3 separate regions of the Homo sapiens genome follow, and all the other regions are linked to region 1. Evidence: chromatin loops called from intact Hi-C (ENCODE). Cell type or tissue: Caco-2. All regions are shown on one strand.

What was found. Peaks named below come from ENCODE experiments on the same cell type or tissue, not always from the same donor. Only the 100,000 strongest peaks of a DNase experiment are listed, where the experiment ranks them.
Region 2: a loop joins it to region 1, with 1.9 times the contacts of the local background. A loop is called at or near these places in 1 of 110 quality-filtered maps.
Region 3: it touches region 1 in a loop (1.8-fold over the local background); 1 of 110 quality-filtered maps calls a loop at or near these places.

Annotation. Positions count from the first base shown.
Region 1 is chr10:28,881,997-28,886,996 of GRCh38, forward strand. No RefSeq gene overlaps it. Among named protein-coding and RNA genes, the nearest start is that of C10orf126, 38 kb to the left of the region's middle. In Caco-2, no CTCF peak of the experiment used is centred here; DNase peaks (open chromatin) are centred at 2,555 and 2,965.
Region 2 is chr10:28,719,784-28,724,783 of GRCh38, forward strand. All of the region lies in intron 2 of LOC107984170 (a long non-coding RNA gene), which reads left to right. Among named protein-coding and RNA genes, the nearest start is that of LINC01517, 21 kb to the right of the region's middle. RefSeq lists an enhancer at 2,201-2,702. In Caco-2, no CTCF peak of the experiment used is centred here; DNase peaks (open chromatin) are centred at 2,438 and 2,648; H3K4me3 peaks cover 1,177 bases.
Region 3 is chr10:28,771,848-28,776,847 of GRCh38, forward strand. All of the region lies in intron 2 of LINC01517 (long intergenic non-protein coding RNA 1517), which reads left to right. Among named protein-coding and RNA genes, the nearest start is that of LINC00837, 22 kb to the right of the region's middle. In Caco-2, no CTCF peak of the experiment used is centred here; a DNase peak (open chromatin) is centred at 2,434.

The DNA of each region.
Region 1 (5,000 bases):
CACATCTGTACGTTTAAAGATGTTCAAATGTTACTATATATTGCTTACAGTTTTATGTCTGTAAAATATAAAAATATAGTCAATTACTGTCTATCTCTGGTGATGGAGAGTAAACAATGAAATGGGGATGCTTTAGCTGGCACTAAAATATTTTCTTTCTCAAAAAATAAAAAGGTAACTAAAGGAAAGATAGTGTTAAGGATAATACTTCTTAGATCTAGTGGATGAACCCCTTGGTCATTGTCATTGTTTTCATTTCTTCTGAATTGCTGAGATATTACACAACTAAACATATTTGAGAAAAAAAGAGAAAAGGGCAAAATCTGGAACTTAGATTATATCTAGCACTGTTCTATTGATATATTTCATTTATATTAATTTATGCACTAAATGAATGTTTCTACTAAAAATACAAAAATTAGCTGGGCATGGTGGCACATGCCTGTAATCCCAGCTACTTGGGAGGCTGAGGCAGGAGAATTGCCTGAACCTGGGAGGCAGAGATTGCAGTGAGCTAAGATCATGCCTCTGCTATAATAGATTATCTGATATAATAGATTATCTCTTCCATTTAAAGTTTTTTCTTAATTAATCTCCAGCCCTACCGTTATTGATGTGTCTCCATCCAGTGTTTGCCAAAACTAAAATTGATTCACTGGCACCTTTCTGTCTGTCCCTTCCAACTCTCTCCTCACCCGCAAGCCAAGAATGTTGCCAGCCAAAGTTCTGCAATTGACAGGTTTGTTGGTAATGGTGGGTCTGGGGTATTTTTCTGCTCCCGCCCGCTAGTGTGGACTCAGACCCTGGGTCCACCTTCACACTGACTTTCTTAGGACTTAGGAGGGAGAAATACCCTCAACCTTGGGGCTAATGATGTGACCCTTGCTCAGCGACTCTAAAACCGCAAATACTCTTCTAGCCAAGGTCAGAGGTCAGCTACCCATGGGGGACAGGAGGGCAGCAGAATGGACACCATAATTGGATAAATCTGTTAAATTTTCATATTCCCCATTTATTTGCTGTTCATTTAGGCAACATCTGCTCTCTGTTTCTCAGCCTATTCACAATTGTGAATTTACAATTCACAGCCTATTACCACTATCATCCCCAAGTCTCTCCGCGTTTAATAGTTCAACACACACTTACTCAGGGTACCGAGGTCCAGATATGAGGGCTGGCACTGAAAATTTCATGGAGAGTAAGACCTATGCCTAGCCCTGGCGAAGATTTCTCTTTTATGGGTGAGAAAGACGCACACTGGAGGTAGAAACCATCTGAGCTACTTTGTTCTTTAGACGTTTCTGGTTTATGTTCTTTTTACATCTTAGTTCAATTCCAGCTTTCTTGTGAAGATTTCCCAGATTTGTCTCCTCTGGGTTCAAATATACATATCCATGTTGTTACCAGGCATTAGATCTGGCACTTAGCCCCTCCCTGCATTGTCTGGGGAAAGACCACAGACATAGACAAAATAACCTGGGTCTGGTCCCTGATCCATCTTCTTAGCCGTGTGATTTTCCTTCAACTCTCAAATCCTCTGTCCTTTCCTTTGTCAAAGGAGGGTAATCCCCATGCCTCACAGAGCTGTCATGAGTATTCCATGAGATAATGTATAAGGCGACCAGCCTGGGGTCTGTCTTACCCATAGTCACTCATTAATTATTGGTTTCTGCCTTATTTTTTTCATATCTTTATTTCTTCTTCATCTATCAAAGAGTTAGTCTATCAACTCTAATTTCTCAACTGCCTCTAAGATGCTTAGATTCTGATATATTGTTCTTTGATTATTAGAAAACTAGTTATCGCCTATGTATATTTTATTTTCTGAGCATGATTGTAAGTTTCTTGAGAGTTCTTATAATTTTGGCATCCTCGCTGTGCTCCAGGCAGTGAGGTCTCTCTGTGTATATCACTCATCTATGTGTCATCTCTATGTCTGTTTGTCCTGTTTTCCATTACTAACGCAGACTCCTTGAGAGTATAAATTATAAAACTTCCTGGCCATATTTCTTCAGTGTTTGCTACATTGTTGTACAAAGGGGAGTTTGAGAAACATTCAGAGTGGTCGGGAATGACAAGCCGTCTTCCACCATAGGCCCAGCTTTCTTTAAACACTATTTCTAGAATTACTTATATTCAGAATAATTAATCTTCCATTGAAGCACTCAGTTAGAGTGCAATGTTCCTCAGATATCCTGTTCTGATAATAGCATGATTCCAAGTTGTCGTCATTTTATTCGTTTGATTGATCCTTGGAGCGTGTACCCATGAACTGTTTATGGCAAGTAATTGAATTTCAAATCTTATCTCTCTATTATAATCTGATATGCATTCCTACTGTGCTTTGGTTCCAAATATAATAAAAATCACATTTCTGAAATCCAAATTTTACCTCCAGGGATCTTTCTGCTCTTGTTAATGAACAGTTTATGTACACTGAACTCTCTGAAAGAGTTTAGTCAAACAGTCCTCAACCCTTCCACTCTTTGAAAACTCATTATTAATACATACTAATACCTAAACAAACAGCAAGTCCTTTGTCATGAGAAACACTCCCCCAGGCCGAAGGAGTTTAATATTTAGAAAATGACACTCACTCTGTCATTCTTCAGAGAACTTACTTCTATCAGTAAACATATATTCAGTTATTATTTTCCCAGAGAGCAAATATGACTAAGGTATTACAGCATTTCCTTGTTGGTGCTCAAACAGTCAAAGTACTGCCTCTTTAAGTGGGATCTTATCCCCCAAGTTAACAATTTAGTTAATAAGTGTTTAGTTTGAACCTCTTCTAACACTTAACACCTTGACTCAAGTAGGCCCTTGGTCCCTGGTTGTCTCAAGGATCTGTCTGAAGACTTTCAAAAATCTAAGTTTAGTAACATTATTACTATAGCACAAAATCAGTCTCTCTCTCTCTCTTTTTTTTTTGAGACAGTCTTGCTCTGTAGCCCAGGCTGGAGTGCAGTGGCGCAATCTTGGCTCACTGTAGCCTCGATCTCCTGAGCTCAAGCCATCCTCTTGCCTCAGCCTCCCGAGGAGCAGGGACTATGGGCATGTGCCACCACATTCGGCTAATTTTTGTGTTTTTGTTTTGTAGAGTTAGGGTCTCACTATGTAGTCCAGGCTGGTCTCAAACTTGTGGGCCCAAGCAATCCTCCCACCTTGGTCTCCCAGAGTGCTGGGATTATAGGCATGAGCCACTGCGCCCGGCCAAAGTCAGTCTTGAGCCAGTTAGGAAGAGTGCTGCCTGCCACACATGAGCTTTGAAAACAAAAAACAAAAAACCTAAAAGTTTGGCTGGGCACGGTGGCTCATGCGTGTAATCCCAGCACTTTGAGAAGCCAAGGCACTTGAGGTCAAGAGTTGGAGACCAGCCTGGCCAACATGGTGAAACCCTGTCTCTACTAAAAATACAAACAAATTAGCCAGGGGTGGGGGCGCACACCTGTAATCCCAGCTACTCAGGAGGCTGAGGCAGGAGAATCACTTGAACCCAGGAGGCAGAGGTTGCAGTGAGCCGAGATTGCGCCACTGCACTCCAGCCTGGGCGACAGACCAAGACTCTATCTCAAAAACAAACAAACAAACAAAAAACAAAAAAAAACCCTAAAAGTTTGTTTTATAAGTAATGAAAGTGTATATTACATCTCTGAATAGACTTTAAACCACTTGGCTTGCTTGCATCAAGGACTAACTCTGAATTATCTGGTTTCTAATGGCTATAATTGATAGCTTGAAAAAATTGTGGTTCTTCTGGGTGCAGTGTGGGTATGTGTTTCAACATGTTAAAATAAATGACTTTGTTGTATAACAGCTTCTGGATTTGTTTGAGATATTAAAGATTAATTTATGTAACCTAATGAAGCATGCTGAGCTCCAGGTTCCTTAAAACAGAAGTGAGGCCTATGTATAAGAAAAAAAGAAGGAAAAATCCTGATTCACCCCTGTCTCCCAGCCCTCCCTATTCTTACGGCCTGAGCATTTCTTCCCTAGGATGGAGGGGCCTTGACACTTGAGGTGTCTGTGCCCTTTGGGCTGTGAATTGTCTGTCCCGAGCACACATTTTAAATCCTTTGTTTAGATCCCTTCTCTAAAAGTAAAACAAAACCAACAAAACCCCCAGCAACTTAGCTGAGCATGGTGGAATATGCCTGTAGTTGCAGCTATTGGGAGGCTGAGGTGGGAGGATAGCTTGAGCCCAGGAGTTTGAGGCTGCAGTGAGCGGTGATTGTACCACTGCACTCTAGCCTGGGTGACAGAGTAAGACCCCAACTCCAATGCTAAAAAAAGAAAAAAGAAAAAGAAAAAATTGTTCAGGAATGAGTTAGGTTCTAGAAATTAATTTGAGCATTCAAGATATGCATCAAAGTGGCCCTACCCTTTGACTGGGGTTCTGCCTTCTTTGTGATTTCTTGGCCGTGTGTTTCTCCACTCATAGCCTCTAGTTTTGATTGAGAGTAAGCTTGTTCCTTGTGGGGAGAGGGGACACCCCTCTAGTGACTGTTAATTCATTAGTGGGAACTTATATCCCATTTGCTCATTTTCAGTAAGTTTCTGAAATGGGGGCGTGATCACTGGTGGCATGCTCTCCTGATCAGTACTTAGTTAAGCATAATCTTAGAAGTAGTAATAGCAATAATAATAATAGTTAACATTAATTGAGCATTTAATTTGTGTTACGTGCCATAGTATTAAGTGCATATCATATGGTCATTTAATTCTTTTTTCTAATTTTTTTAATTTTTTTTTTTTGAGACGGAGTCTTGCTCTGTTGCCCAGGCTGGAGTGCAGTGGTGCGATTTCAACTCACTACAACCTCTGCCTCCTGGGCTCAAGCAATTCTCCTGCCTCAGCCTCCCTAATAGCTGGGATTACAGGTGCTCTCCACCAGGCCTGGCTAATTTTTGTGTTTTTAGTAGAGATGGGGTTTCACCATGTTGGCCAGGCTGGTCTCAAACTCCTGACCTCATGATCTGCCTGCCTTAGCCTCCCAAAGT
Region 2 (5,000 bases), 160 kb before region 1:
TGAGGGAAAATAATAATCCTTAGGTTCTAACAACAGGTCGTTTGTATGAAATTATTTAAAGATGTAAAATATTATACATATATTTATATGCACAAGATAAGACAGAGGAAGACGTAGGGAGGGAGAGAAAGAGAGGAATGTTTTGATTAAATAACAGACTGCTGAGTCACGTTTCCTGAGTTTAAATCCCACTTCTGTTACTGGCTGTGTGACCTTGGGCACAGTTTTTTGATCTCTTTAATTCTCAGTTTTTGGTGAAATGTGAACAAGAATAGTCTTCTTCATGGTATTATTGTAAATATGAAATAAGATGTATGTAAAGTACTGGACACACAACTCATATGCACGGAATTTTAAGGTTTTTTTTTTTTTTTTTTTGAGACAGGGTCTTCCTCTGTTGTCCAGGCTGGAGTGCAGTGGTGCAATCATAGCTCCCTGCAGCCTCGAACTCCTGGGCTCAAGTCATCCTCCTGCCTCAGCCTCCTGAGTACCTGGAACTACAAGTGTGCATCACCATGCCTGGCTAATTTAAAAATTTTTAAGAGACAGGGTCTCCTTTGGGAGGGCGAGGCGGGTGGATCATTTGAGGTCAGGAGTTCGAGACCAGCCTGACCAATATGGTGAAACCCAGTCTATACTAAAAATACAAAAAATTAGCAGGGCATGGTGGCAGGCGCTTGTAGTCCCAGCTACTGGGGAGACTGAGACAAGAGAATTGCTTGAACTCGGGAGGTGGAGGTGGCAGTGAGCCGAGATCGTGCCACTGCACTTCAGCCTGGGCAACAGAGCGAGACTCCATCTCAAAAAAAAATTGAAAAATAAAATAAAGAAATAAAAAAAGAGAGTCCCACTATGTTGCTCAGGCTTGAATTTTACGTATTAATATCTAATATTTGCTAAGCACCTGCTGTGTCAGGCAGTGTTCAAAGTTTTATTATCATTATTATTAATTTTATTTCATTTTATTGTTTTATTGAGACAAGGTCTTGCTCTGTTGCCCAGGCTGGAGTGCAGTGGTGTGATCACCGCCCACTGTAGCTTCAATCTTCTGGGCTCAAGTGATCTCCTACCTCAGCCTACCAAGTGGCTGGGACTACGGGCATGCACCACCAGGCCTGGCTAATTTTTTAATTTTTTATAGGGATGAGGATTTTCCATGTTGCCCAGGTTTGTCTTGAACTCCTGGGCTCAAGTGATCTGCCCACCTTGGCCTCCCAAAGTGTTGGGATTACAGGTGTGAGCCACCGCACCCAGTCATTATTATTTATTATCTCATTAAATCCTCTCAGCAATCCTTGAGTCGGTGTTTGTTTCACAGATGAACTAACAAATGTGACTCTTTGCACAATGTTACCCATGTGAGTAGCTTTTGCTCAGTAAATTATTCAATCGTTCATTAATTGAATTGTGCAAATGTCATGAGTGACATATCTAATGTACTGAGCACAAAAATACTGGTATGTTAAACGGAGTGCAGCCCTACTGTTTGTTGTCATGTGTTTGTACATGCCTGGTGCCTTTCCCACTTCGGAAGTGGGGCAGAGAACCCAGGGGAACAGTCTGAGGTAGGCTCTGGATTTGGGGCAAAGGCTGCCATTGTCATCTAATGACAGTGTTCCACAGTTAGAGCTGCAGTTGCTGGAGAGCAGCTTCTCCCTTGTAATTAACCGTTTGGCTGCTGAGCCTAGGGTGGCTTTGAAAGACACCCAGGTGACAGTGGGGTGCCTGTGGTCCCAGACTGTGGAATTACACGGAGTCAAGAGCTAAATAGCCTCTCCCATCTACTCATTTTCTCTTAAATTACATGTGATTAGGAATATAATTACCACTCCTTACTCTTCCCCCTCAAAACACTATTTTCCTTTCTTCGCACAGCGCTTTGATAGGGAAAAAAACAAACCAAGGTTGTGCTCAGCGGTGGGCAAGGCTGAGGATGGGAGCGAGAAGCCAGGCGGTGACAGAGGGGATGGAGCCCACCCTCTGTGGCACTGGCGAGCTTGGAAGTTCAAAAACAAAAAAATCCAAGGGCAAGAGTGGTAATTAGAAAATGTATGCAAAACGCTTTGATTATTGAAATCGTACCTGCCTAGGGGTCCTGGGAGAGCCTGAAATGATATGTGTGCTCACGTTAGAATTACAAAGCTCAGCTGTTGATCTTCTTATTTTGGGAATGTCTATCCCTCTAATTACTTTACAGTCCAAATGATTTAAAAAAAAAAAAAAAAAAGAGCAGGGAGCAACAGACAAGCCCAAATTGCTGTGTTTAAAGGAGCAGGGCTGTCTGTTTGCGTGGGGCTGTCTCCCTGTAATGAGAACCACCGCTGAGAGCTGTTTAGACAAACGGGCTCAGCGCTCCGGAGCCGCGCGGGCCTCCAAATGCAAGGGTTTGTTCTGCTGGGGCAGCGTCTGTCGCGAAAGCAGCGGCGGGGAGGAAGCGCAGAGCTGTGTTTTGAATTAATGGGTTCAGCTTCATGTTGAGCACAAGTGGGAGGCTATTTTAGAGAAACCTTCCCAGGCCAGCCGTCACTGATGTGGCAAACTCAGCCTCTGGGCAGACCGGCTGGAAATAGAAACGTCTCCGCTTCACGATGGCGCACGCCCGGACGTCCCCTTCCGAGAGCGGGTCCCCTTTGTCCCCCGAGGCCCCGCCGCCCTGTGTCACGTCCCCACCTCGCTCTGGGTCCACTGATCTCTTGATGCACGCGTCCCATCAGCAGCAGCCGAAAGAGGGTGCTCGGGCGGGAGTGAAATCCCTGTGAAATGTGATCAAGAACACAAAATGCTGAGGCAGCTCCAGCTAACATCAGCGCTCAGTCTCCCCGCCCAGGTGGGATCCTCCAAGCGCCTCAACGCACCGCCCATCCCGGTGCCAGGTGTAAATGCGCCCCAGCAACACGTGGCTCTAGGAGCCGCAGGGATGGCATCCCCTTGCTGCAGAAGACTCAGCCACGTGAGGTCAATGTTCATTTCCGCAGAGGTGCCTCTCTCTGGGGGGGCCTATATGTGAATCCACCTAGGAGGAGCTCGCTGAAGAATTGGTATTATTAAAGATAGCTTAGCTCGAGCAGATTTTCTCACGTTTCTAAGCGACTCGGAGAGGACTTACACCAAAGGCATTTCGCTTTTGCATTGATTTCTTAATTAAAAAATATCTTTCTTTTTCCTTTGGCCCAGGCTGAAAGACCTTGGAATTTCTTGTGAAAGTCCTGGGGGAGGTGGGGGGTGGCGAGGGGGTTTTCAGAGCATTGAAATCACTTTTCTCAGATAACTGGAAAGAGACCCCCAACTTCTTGATGACTACATGGACAGATGGATTCCTTATTTGCAAAATCTTGAGTGTTTCTAACTTGTTCTGGAGAAGGAAGAGCAGATGAAGTCAATACAACCCAGGCACATAAGTTAATTTTCCAAGTTGATGAACTTGGCCACATTTCTACAACATTAAGTCTCCCCTTTGATGCTTGAAGAATTAATTCCCGCCCCCCCAGCCCACCGTGTAAAACATCTACACATATTATTTTTTACTGTTGTTGCTGTTAAGGGAAATTTTTTGACCTAGTAAATTTAAAATCCAAAGGAGTGATATGATATAGTGTATACATAAGATACAATGAATTCTCTGTGATGCAGTTGTATTAATCCATATTCTCAACTGTGATGAGGAAATACATGAATCCTTCCATTTTTTCCCCCATACAAAATCATGTTTGCTTGTTTGTTTGTTTGTTTGTTTTGAGAGGGAGTTTTGCTCTTGTTGCCCGGACTGGAGTGCAATGGCGTGATCTTGGCTCACCACAACCCTCCGCCTCCCGGGTTCAAGCGATTCTCCTGCCTCAGCCTCCCAAGTAGCTGGGATTACAGGCATGCACCACTCCACCTGGCTAATTTTATATTTTTAGTAGAGACGGGGTTTCTCTATGTTGGTCAGGCTGGTCTTGAACTCCCAACCTCAGGTGATCCACCCGCCTCGGCCTCCCAAAGTGCTGGGATTACAGGTGTGAGCCACTGTGCCCAGCCTAACAAAGTAACTTTTTTGTTTTTGCTTTTTTGCTTTTTTTTTTTTTTTTGAGACAGAGTCTTTGCTCTGTTGTCCAGGCTGGAGTGTAGTGGCACGATCATAGCTCACTGCAGCCTTGACCTCACTGGCCAAGAGAGCCTCCTACCTCAGCCTCCTGAGTATCTGGGACTACAGGCACATGTCACCACACATGGTTAATTTTAAAATTTTATTTTTAGTAGAGACGAGGTTTCATTATCTTGCCCAGTATGGTCTTGAGCTCCTGAGCTCAAGTGGTCATCCCACCTCAGCCTCCCAAAGTGCTGCGATTCTGGGTGTAAGCCACCACATCTGACCTGTAATATTTTTGGTATTTATACAGTATCATGCTTTGCAAAGAGCAATCATATTTAATAATTTAATTTCTTGCCTTCCCGCTTAATCCTCTGGAAAAGTTGGACTGCTTGTGTGGTAAATTCCAGTTTATAGGTGGGCAAGATTGTTGTGTGCTTGTTACCTTCACTTGGGCCAATGGGAAAGAGGTTGGAAACCACCTATTGATCATGTCTAATTTGTGCATATTTCCACTGACCTGTGTTGCCAACCCTGACACAGGCCAGGCTGTGAACCAATTATACCTGAGATCAATAGCAGCTCTTCATATAGTGGGTGTTCTTGCCAGACTGACAGTCTGTTAAAGGCAGATGTAATGGCTAGATGCAGAGTCTAGCCAAGAAAGGATTTTGCAGTGCTGTATGTTGGGTCATTAAATATCTGGCATAAGAGAAAGTTAAACTTATAAGATGGTAGCATCACCTCTTGGGACTAGGCAGAAATTTAGTGGATTTTTGCAGAATACCAGAAAGTGGAAAATTTGAAGTTAAATTTGATTTATATATTGAATTTTAAGACTGATAGAATATAACTTTTTCTCTCTTTCCTCCTATCTTTTCCCAAAACCAAATTAAAATGAATGATGATAACAACTGGGCTTTTAAATTAT
Region 3 (5,000 bases), 110 kb before region 1:
AGTGTCTCTGCCCGACCGCCACCCCGTCTGGGAGGTGAGGAGCGTCTCTGCCCGGCCACCCCGTCTGAGAAGTGAGGAGCCCCTCCGCCCGGCAGCTGCCCCGTCTGGGAAGTGAGGAGCCCCTCTGCCCTGCAGCCGCCCAGTCTGGGAAGTGAGGAGCGTCTCCGCCCAGCAGCCGCCCCGTCTGGGAGGGAGGTGGGGGGCAGCCCCCGCCCGGCCAGCTGCCCCATCTGGGAGGTGAGGGGCGCCTCTGCCCGGCCGCCCCGTCTGGGAAGTGAAGAGCCCCTCTGCCCGGCTGCCACCCCGTCTGGGAGGTGTACCCAACAGCTCATTGAGAACGGGCCATGATGACGATGGCGGTTTTGTCGAATAGAAAAGGGGGAAATGTGGGGAAAAGAGAGATCAGATTGTTACTGTGTCTGTGTGGAAAGAAGTAGACATGGGAGACTCCATTTTGTTCTGTACTAAGAAAATTCTTCTGCCTTGGGATGCTGTTAATCTATAACCTTACCCCCAACCCCGTGCTCTCTGAAACATGTGCTGTGTCCACTCAGGGTTAAATGGATTAAGGGCGGTGCAAGATGTGCTTTGTTAAACAGATGCTTGAAGGCAGCATGCTCGTCAAGAGTCATCACCACTCCCTAATCTCAAGTACCCAGGGACGCAAACACTGCGGAAGGCCGCAGGGTCCTCTGCCTAGGAAAACCAGAGACCCTTGTTCACATGTTTATCTGCTGACCTTCCCTCCACTATTGTCCTATGACCCTGCCAAATCCCCCTCTCCGAGAAACACCCAGGAATGATCAATAAATACTATATAAAAAAAATAAATAAATAAAAATTAAAATTAAAAAAAAGTTTCTTTGAAATACACATAGATTTATCAATACTTCCTTTCTATAAACTTTCAAAGGTTCCTGCAGTCATAGACATTTTGAAAAATGAGATGTATAGAATTACCTTGATGTGGTTAGTTTGGTTTGGTCTATCGCCTTTCTTAAAATACCACATTGCTTTCTCAGCTGGCCACCAAATATCACCAGAAAGTTATTAGTTCATCTGATTGGTAGACGTATTAGGGTTCAGAGATGTTCAGATTCAACCTTAATTGACCTCATGCAATTAAATTCCCCATAAAAGGAAAATGTCCACAAAATATTTGAATGTTTGTACTTTCATGATACCTGAAATTCTCAAATGGTAATTTTTTTTAAGCTAGGCTTTTGTTTCTACTACAATTTGGCTTCTAACATTTCCCATTATGTTCATGTGTGTCTGTGTGTATATACTTAAAGAAGTGCTAAGGCCAGGCATGGTGGCTTATGTCTGTAATCCCAGCAATTTGGGAGGCTGAGATAGGAGGAACACTTGAGGCCAGAAGTTCAAGACCAGCCTGGTCAACATAGTGAGACCCTTGTTTCTAAAAAAATTTTTAAATATTACCCAGGTGATATGGTTTGACTGTGCCCCGACCCAAATCTTGAATTGTAGCTACCATAATTTCCATGTGTCATGGGAGGGACCTGGTGGGAGGTAATTGAATCATGGGGGCAGGTCTTTCCCAGGTTGCTTTCATGATAGTGAATAGGTCTCACGAGATCTGATGGTTTTATAAAGGGGAGTTCCCCTACACATGCTCCCTGTCTTGCCTGCCGCTATGTAAGACGTGACTTTGCTCCTCCTTTGCCTTCTGCCATGACTATGAGACCTCCCCAGCCGCATGGAACTGTGAGCCCATTAAACCTCTTCTTCATTATAAATTACCCAGTCTCAGGCATGTCTTTATTAGCAGTGTGAGAACAGACAAATACACCAGGCATGGTGGTGTGTGCCTGTAGTGCTACTCAGGAGGATGAGGTGGGACGATTATTTGAACCTAGGAGTTAGAGGCTGCAGTGAGCTAGGATCATGCCACTGCACCCCAGCCTGGGTGACAGAGTGAGATCCTATCTCAAAATAAATAAATATTAATAAATAAAATAAAATAAAGTAAGTATTTACTAGGTGATGTATTTATTAGATATGTATTTATCTGATAATTTTCTGAAGATATAATTTGATAGGGTGGGAGGAGGAAAAGGTAAATATGACTTCTAAAACAAAAAATTCTATATGCTGAAATCTTTGCTGAGTATCTTCTTGTTCAAGAAGAGAGAGTGAGCATACTTATCAACCTTCATGCTTTCTCAAGGTCCCACTGAAATGACTGAAACTATTACCCATCTGTTGTCTGTCTGTCTATTAATCTATCCAATGAAACCACAGTGCTGGACATCAATAAAGGAATCACAGAGCGTGAAATACATGCTGGTAGAAAGAAAGCAGATGGACAAATATGAAAAGCAAACAAAAGTAAAAACAGAGGAGGAGATTCTAGAGATAAGAGAGGGCTGGAGAAGCTCCAAGCTCAGAGTCATCCAACACAAAGGACAGGGATGGGTCAGAGGGCACCCATCAGAGTGTTTATTTAAAGTTCTGAATTCAGGACTTTGGAACCCCCTTCTTCAACTAGAGCTTTTCCTTCTCCTCTCTTTCTTCTCTAGTCCACCGTGCAATTTCAAAGCAAACATGGGCAAATTATGGCAAGTGGATAAAACCAAATCATCTCTAAAGAACCCTAACCCTTTAGAGTAAGGGGATATAGGTGCTGGGCCTAAAGAAAAAAGCTGGAGGTAACCCTGGGCCTGAGGAACAAAGGCTAAGTAAGACAGCTTTGCTCAGGTGTGAACTACACCAAAGTTCTTTATTCCCTAACAATCTTGGGGATCTCTAGGTTGCCTGGTCTATACAATAGGGAAGGCTGCCTGACAGCACTCCCACTCACTTACCCAGTGTATGCACAGAACTCCCTCACTTAAGAAAGAGTCCCGAGAAACCCATGCTATCTGTGCTAATCAGCTTTGTCCTTGAGCCATAGGTATTGACATGGTTTGGCTCTGTTTGGCTCTCCCAAATCTCATGTTGAATTGTAATCCCTGGGGATTATAGGGGAGGGACCTGGTGGGAGGTGACTGGATCATGGAGGCAGATTTCCCCCTTGCTGTTCTTGTGATAGTTAATGAGTTCTCATGAGATCTGGTGGTTTTAAAAGTGTGTGGCACTTTCCCCTTCACGCTGTCTCTCTTCTGCTGTGTGTGAAGAAGGTGCTGGCTTCCCCTTTGCCGTCTGCCACGACTGTAAGTTTCCTGAGGCCTCCCAGTCATGCTTCCTGTACAGACCGCAGAACTGTGAGTCAAACCTCTTTTCTTCATAAATTACCCAGTCTCAGGTAGCTCTTTATAGCAGTGTGAGAATGGACTGATACAGATATAACACTAGATATTTGATTATGCCAATTTCAGAAAAGGGAAGGATTAATATGAACAAACAGAACAACAGATTCTGAAGAAAATAGATATAACTCAGGGAACTAAAAATAACTAAAAAAAAAAAAAACCCCTTTTTTTAGTGTTCTCGGAACAATTTAGGATGATATGGATGACATTACATTCCTAAAATAAGAACAAGTTGTTGTGACCCAAGAACAGTCAGAGAACAAGAAGAGCTCCTGATAATTAAAACATGAACTTTTTCTTTGAGACAGGGTCTCGCTTTGTCACCCAGGCTGGAGTGCAGTAGCATGATCACGGCTTACTGCACCCTTGACCTCCCAGCCACCAGGCCTGGCTAATTTTTTTATTTCTATTTTTTATAGAGATGGTGTATTAGTTGTTATTTCACTGTTATAAAGAAATACTGAAGACTGGGTAGTTTATAAAGAAAAGAGGTTTAACTGGTTCACAGCTGCACAGGCTCTGTAGCAAGCATGGCTGGGGAGGCCTCAGGAAACTTATGATCATGACAGAAGGCGAAGGGAAGCAAGCACATCTTACAAGGCTGGAGCAGGAGGAAGAGAGAGAGGCAGGTGCTGCACACTTTTAAACAACCAGATCCCAGGATAACTCACTCACTGTCATGAGAAGGGCACAGAGGGGATGGTGCTATAGCATTCATGAGAACCCTACTCCCATGATCCAAACACCTCCCACGAGGTCCCACCTCCAACACTGGGGATTACAATTTGACATGAGATTTGGGTGGCAACACAGAGCCAAACCATTTAAGATGGGGTCTTGCTATGTTGCCCAGGCTGGTCTCAAACTCCTGGCCTCAAGCAATCCACCTGCCTCAGCCTCCCGAAGTGTTGTAATTACAGGCATCAGACACTGTGCCCAGCCTCTGAAGACCTTTTTAAACTACAGATTGCCGGGCCCCAATTTCAAGGATTCTGATTCAGTAAATCTGGGGTGGGACTGGGGATTTTGCATTTTTAACAAGTCCCCAGGTGGTGCCAATGCTGCTGGTCTAGGGACCACACTTTGAGTAGCAAGAGGTAAACAAAGCTGATTTGAATTTTGGCTTTACCCACTACAGGCTGTATGAGCTTGGGCAAGTTACTCAATTTTTATGCCCTGTGGTTTGTTCAACCTATGACATGAGAGTTATTGTAGTTCCTGTCTTTTTCAATTATTGTGAAGATTAGACGAGATAAGGTATGCAATTAATACACTTAATACAGTGTCTAGCACATACCAAGAAGTCAATGAGTGTTTGCTGTAATTATGATGAAACCATACTTTTCTAATGGCTGATCAGGTCTGAGAGGCCGGGATAGAATGTCAGCTGCGGGAAAATAAGATTCTAATCATTTCTTCTAGATCTCATTCTTGCATGAAAATCTCCTTTAATACTGGACCAGCAGAGAAAAATAACTAGCTAGCTAGCTTTAAATCATGTTTCTCACCTGGTGCAGTGGCTCATGCCTATAATAGCAGCACTTTTGGAGGCCAGGCGGGTGGATCACTTGAGCCCAGGAGTTCAAGACAAGCCTGGGTGATGTGGCCAATCTCTACAAAAAGTACAAACATTAGCTGGGTGTGGTGGCCTGCACCTGAAGTCCCAGCTACTCCAGAGGCTGAGGTGGGAGGATCACCTGAGCCCAGGGAGGGTTCAGGCTGCAA